Linked DNA regions of Homo sapiens: region 1 is linked to region 2. Evidence: chromatin contacts called from ENCODE Hi-C or POLR2A ChIA-PET data. All regions are on one chromosome and are shown on one strand. The core of a region is the stretch at or near the end of the contact, and the rest is flanking DNA. Distances in the headings are between cores, read along the strand shown. Region 1 overlaps LOC105372321 (a long non-coding RNA gene). Region 2 holds the start of ZNF493 (zinc finger protein 493).

Region 1 (2,938 bases), core at 322-2,821, 42 kb after region 2:
AGCCTCCCAAGTAGCTGTGATTACAGGCATGCACCACAATGCCTGGCTAATTTTTGTATTTTTTTAGTAGAGACGGGGTTAAGCCATGTTAGTCAGGCTGGTCTCAAACTCCCAAACTCAGGTGATCCACCCGCCTCGGCCTCCCAAAGTGCTGGGATTACAGGCATGAGCCACCGTGCCCGGCCTTGATTGGCTTTTTTTAAAGCCTCTGTTCGACTTCCTTCTTTGCCCCCTGGTCATGGTTAACATACACTTTGGTGGCTACTTTTATAAGCTGGGTGGCATTCATGGCTGCAAAACCTCCCAGTGTCTGAAGATTTTGCTTAATATTACTGTGGGCCTGTCCTACAAATGATGTATTTACCATATGCTGATTTTCAGCAGCCTCAGGGTTAAACGGGGTTAAAAGCTGGTATGCCTCACAGAGTCCTTCATAAAACTGGCTAGGGATCTTACTTCCCTGAAGCACCTCTGAGATCTTTCTTATATTGATAGCCTTTTTTCCACCATCCCTTAGCCTTTGCATAAGTGCCTTTTGGTACCTCTGCAAATGCTGAAGCTGAGTCGCATCTTCTGAGTCCCAGTTGGGATTTTGGTCTGGGAACTGGCCCTGAGCATATGCCTGAGCATTTTCTTTTTTTTTTTTGAGATGGAGTCTCGCTCTGTCACCCAGGCTAGAGTGCACTGGCACCATCTCGGCTCACTGCAAGCTCTGCCTCCCAGGTTCACACCATTCTCCTGCCTCAGCCTCCCAAGTAGCTGGGACTACAGGCACCCGCCACCACGCCCAGCTAATTTTTTTGTATTTTTAGTAGAGACAAGGTTTCACCATGTTAGCCAGGATGGTCTCGATCTCCTGACCTCGTGATCCACCTGTCTCAGCCTCCCAAAGTGCTGGGATTACAGGCATGAGCCACCGCAGCCAGCCTGCCTATTTACTGCATCTGCTCGTGCATGGGCTTCTAGCCAGCAGAGAGCTGTCTAGGTTACTATCCTGTGCTCCTTAGTGTTATACAGCATGAGAAGCAGCTGCCTGCAGTCTGGTCAGGTTGGATTCTGTGTCAGAAAGATGGACTGCATCAGATCTATAAGAGCTTGGGGCTTCTCCATATAGGAGGGAGTATGGTGTTTCCAGTTTAAGAGATCAGTGGTTGAAAAGGGCTGACAGATGAAAGTCCATTCCCACCCTTGGACTTGGCCTTGGTTATCTTAATAAATGGGTCCTCGTGTCTCCCTGAGAGGCATTTGCATATCTCAAGCACAACCAGATCTGAGATGGCCTGCTTGACTATCTTGACTTCTTTCCCTGACCTCTCAAGTCTCCAGTCTTTCATTTCAGGGTGAGAGTTGGGGTGTGCTAGCACCTGAATCTGGTTCCCAGGGGGCTGCTGGCCTTGGTAAAGTGGGGTAGGCTGTGACATATGGAGTAGGAATCTTTATTCCCTCTGGTGGCTCCTGCAAAACTGGCTTTTCTTGCTCCCTCTGGGCCTTCTTCTTTAACTCTGTATCTGCTAGCGAAGCTGCTCTTACTTTCATTTTTTGGCTTGGCTTAGGCCACAAGTGTTTTGCAATAAGCTGCTAAACAGGGCTGGATTCAGGCTGGTCTTGTTTGTGCTAGATTTAACCATGAGTCAATATAAGGAAACTGATCTGGATGCCGAGGCTGTCCTCTGACCTGTCACCACCTTAAATACACGGCCAATTATTTTCCTATCTATAGTTCCTTCAATCAGTCATCCAACACTAAAAGAAGGCAGTTCTAATTCACAGAGAGTTCTTAACCTCTGGGGGGTTAGCTTAACTCCATAATTCCCTGTAAAACCTTCTTTAAAGTTCTGTAACATGCGCTCCAATGGAGTGGACTTTGATGACTTTACTCCCATTTCCTCCCTTTACTACGCAGCACACCCACTCTTCCTTTTGCCTCAGACTGACCAGACCATCCCCAATTACGGGAGTTTTCAGATGCTGCTTGGCTTTGGAGAGGTCCTTATTCCCACCACAACTCTGAGCTGTGGGGCAACTCCTATTGGACGTATACAGTTCACCACTAGTCCAGGGCAGCCCCATACTTTGCTCGGAGCACACAGTCAATGCTAAGAGATCTGTGACTCCCCACGTCACTCCTTGCATTGTATTCTCCTGGAACCATCTTTCACACACTTTTATATACGTCCCTGTTCCCAGTTCCTGTGTTCCTAATTGGGGTGGCAAGCAACTCTCACCACCTCCAGTTTCCTTTACCTAACCAACTAAGCAAGCCACTCTCGCATCCTGTGTTGGTTGAGGTGTGAGATTCTTCTGAATTGGCAAGCCCCTCTTGCCGCCCCAAGCCTCTCTGGGTCGGACTACTAGTTACACCCCGGGAGGTGATCAGGCTCCCCTTCCGTCCTTACGGGACGGGTCCTGCCTTGGTCCCCAATAACTTACCGTGGTTCCTAAAGTGCGCTATTTCTGGAATCATCCTGTAGCCCTTCTCAGGCTCCGTTGCACTGCTGGGTAGGGATGCCGGGTCATGGGAGAGCTGATTTCCCCTCCGGGCTGAAGTTCTCCCGGCGGTGCCTGGGTCCCAGGTTTCCCTTGAATCAAGGCTCCAGCCCCGATTTTCCCTTGAATCCGGGGCTCCAGCCCCGATTTCAAGGCAAAGGAGACAGTCTCTGCTCCTGGCTGGCTCGCCAAGAAATGTGGGACACAGAGGACTAGAGAGACCAGTATGAGTCAATAAAGGAGGATATTTATTTTAAGGTATGCTCTGGCTCAGTGAATTCACATCCAAAAAGCTGAGCCTTGAACAAAGACTGAGTGAGATTTTAATAAGTAAACTTACAGAAGCAAAACAAAGGCAGTTAATTATATAATGACCAGTTTATGTAATTTATAGCATAACTGAATTCTTGGCATAACTTGTGGCCTTTAATAGCTGGTGGCCTTGTAGCTG
Region 2 (2,906 bases), core at 202-2,701:
GACACATTCAATACAACAGCTATTGGCCATGTATGGCCGGCTACTGGGTGCCTGGAATGTCGCTGCAATTTGCTAGAAAGGTAAAATACAGAGTTAGTTTCAAAGATACAGTTCCAAATATATATATACTTCATTAATCTTTACATATTGCTCACATATTACAATGATAATATTTTGGATATATTGGGTTAATTAAATTGTTACAATGAATTTCACCTGTTTCTTCTCCTTCTTTTTAAAATTTTTTTATTTTTGAGATGGAGTCTTGCTCTGTTTCCCAGACTGGAGTGCAATGGCGTGATCTTGGCTCACCTCAACCTCTGCCTCCTGGGTTTAAGTGATTCTCCTGCCTCAGCCTCTCTATTAGCTGGGATTACAGGCACCTGCCATCATACCCAGATAATTTTTGTATTTTTGTAGAGACGGGGTTTCACCATGTTGGCTAGGCTGGTCTTGCACTCCTGACCTCGGGTGATCCGCCTGCCTCGGCCTCCCCAAGTGCTGAGATAACAGGCATGGGACACTACACCCGGCTTTCTTTTCTTTCACTTTTATTTTCTTTCTTCTCTTCTCTTCACTTTTCTTTCTTCTTTTTCCTTCCTTCCTTTTCCTTCCTTCCCTCTTTCCTTCTCTCTCTCTCTCTTTCACTCTTTCTTTCTCTCTCTCTCTTTCTCTCTTCTTTTTTTTTCTTGAGATGGAGTTTCACTCTTGTTGACCAGGCTGGAGTGTGCAGTGGGGCGATCTCGGCTCACTGCAACCTCTGCCTCCCTCCACCTCCCGGGTTCAAGCGATTATTTTGCCTCAGCCTCCCGAGTAGCTGGGATAACAGGCGCCCACCACCACGCCTGGTTATTTTTTCTTATTTTTAGTAGGGACGGGGTTTCATCATGTTGGCCAGGCTGGTCTCAAACTCCTGACCTCAGGCGATCCACCCGCCTCGGCCTCCCAAAGTGCTGGGATTACAGGCGTGAGCCACTGCGCCCGGCCCTTCTTTATTTTTAAAGTCTGGCTACTAGAAAATTTAAAATTCACATGTGGCTCACATCTTATTTCATAAGATTGGCTCCTTTTAAAAATCTCAGGCTGCTAGTTCAAAGGACTAGGAGCCAGGAAGGTCATAAAAGCTGAAATTTTAAAATAATTATTTTTTTAAATTTGTGAATAGCCATATATTATTTATAAGTGCTTATGACCTTATACACAAGGTTAAGGGAAAATACCCTCTAAGGTGTGCCTGGCTCAGCTCAGGGAGGAAGCCCTGCCTGAAAAGGCTGCAGCCTAGGCTATCACTCTTTCTTCACTCCGCCCAGCATTTGGTCATATCTTCTGTCACTCAGGGCCTGAAGGGGCGGGCCCTTAAACCGTATCCAATCAGACACGCAGAACTGGGAACCGTCCAATTAGGCACACATTTGGAGCGGCGAGGACGGCTTCCGGGATGTGGCTGGGCCATTGTTTCTCTCTGCTGCCGGAGCTCCAGGTCTACCCTTCACTGCTCTGTGTCCTCAGCGTGTGTGGCTTCGTGACCTGAAGATACTGGGAAATCCATAGCTAAGATGCCAGGACCCCCTGAAAGCCTAGACATGGTGAGAGTGCTGGGTCCGACATCACGAGAGAGGGGAAGGAGTTGCTCGGAACCGGTGGGAAGTGGCTGTGGCGGGACTCAGGCCTCCCCGCAGTCAGCTCCACAATCTGCTCCCTGAGTTCTCCTTGCCCAGCTCGGCCTCAGTCTCCTTCAGCCGTAAGTTGGCGGCTGCGCCAACAGCCGGGGCCCCGGGCGTCCTGTCTCTTCCCTGCACTGTGACTGTGCCCTGCCTGGAGTCCTCTCTGGCAGTTCTGCACCCGCAGCGCCGCGTCTTTCTCAGATTGTGCGGGGACCACGGGAGGGTCATCAGGGGAGAATCCTGACTTGGGGTGCGGGTTCATGAATGGGAAGAGCTTTGGTCCGTGGGGTTCCCAGTTGCTATTTTCTCCTATTAAAAATTTATGGGCGTCACTGCAAAAATATTAAAGAATGTAATCAAAGAGTGGTTCTAGAATTGTAGAGCACCCAGCTATGGTTTGTAGTTTGTGGTCTGTGGGAGAGGCTTGAAGGAAAGTCTTTTATAAAATGCATGATGAAGAAACCAAATTTACTAATTGGTTAGGTACAGTTACATGGTTTCTTAATATGTGCGTTAAAGGTGAAAATTTCCTGGTTATGTAATCAGAGCTTAATTGGCAGTTTACAGTTGCTGAAGCCTGAATTTTGTTTCTCTGAATGTAGTAATTAAAAATAATGCACCTGAGTTAGATTTTTTTTTTAAAGTAAGAATTCAGGGACTAGAAATACCTCAGTCTAATTGCCTGCCACTTAATTATTTTCACACTCCACAGGGAACTGATTTTCTGCTGTATTTTTCACCTGTGTCCCAAGCAGAGTCTTGGAACCAATCCCCCATTTCTCCGGCCTCACTCTGGCTTGCAGTAAGATAATTTCCAGTTTCCTCTGACGTTCCTAAATGCCACCTTTTCCTCCCTAATTCACATTATCGCCTATTTGTCTTTTACTGTACTTTTTTATACCATATTTTAATTATTTTTTTGGCAAAGCATTAAATGGTTAAATGGTGCATTTAAAGAGATTTGTTATCTGTTTGTAAATATTTCCCATGAAAAGAAGGCAAATAATAATACCCTGACACTGCATTGTAGTAAATCTCTGTCTCTTTTGCTTTCATCTTGTCTAGGCACAGAGATGTTACCAGAATGTTTTTGGGTCGAAGTTCTCCTTTGGAAAATCTATGGGGTGATGTGTCCTCAGCCACCCTTTGGTTTTTTCCTGGTCATGGGTTTCAGTACTATCTGGGGATAAACCAAGATAACTGCCATGGTTATGTTAGCTAGAGTGTCCATTGGATCTCAGC

What was found. Hi-C counts contacts between places; a loop is a spot of excess contacts on that map. ChIA-PET counts read pairs that join two places held with the same protein, here RNA polymerase II (POLR2A). Pooled maps may share reads with other maps.
Region 1: a map of ovary shows a loop between it and region 2 (21-fold over the local background). The contact joins the enhancer-like site here to the promoter of ZNF493 in region 2. A Hi-C loop is called at or near these places in 2 of 168 maps with a recorded cell type or tissue (ascending aorta and ovary) and 4 of 50 pooled maps. POLR2A ChIA-PET finds 5 or more read pairs at or near these places in 3 of 52 experiments (CD4-positive, alpha-beta T cell, WTC11 and activated CD8-positive, alpha-beta T cell).

The regions. Positions count from the first base shown.
Region 1 is chr19:21,437,985-21,440,922 of GRCh38, forward strand. It overlaps LOC105372321 (a long non-coding RNA gene), which reads right to left. Exons shown (of 4, transcript NR_187817.1): 4 at 2,715-2,938. Among named protein-coding and RNA genes, the nearest start is that of ZNF493, 42 kb to the left of the region's middle. RefSeq lists a silencer at 1,570-1,770. Within about 2 kb of position 1,572, at least 6 of the 41 ENCODE cell types and tissues checked have a DNase peak (open chromatin) inside an H3K27ac peak, as active enhancers do; they include ovary, where a contact is called at or near this core.
Region 2 is chr19:21,395,682-21,398,587 of GRCh38, forward strand. It overlaps ZNF493 (zinc finger protein 493), which reads left to right and starts at 1,452. Exons shown (of 4, transcript NM_001076678.3): 1 at 1,452-1,586. The coding sequence starts at 1,557. RefSeq lists a silencer at 1,491-1,729.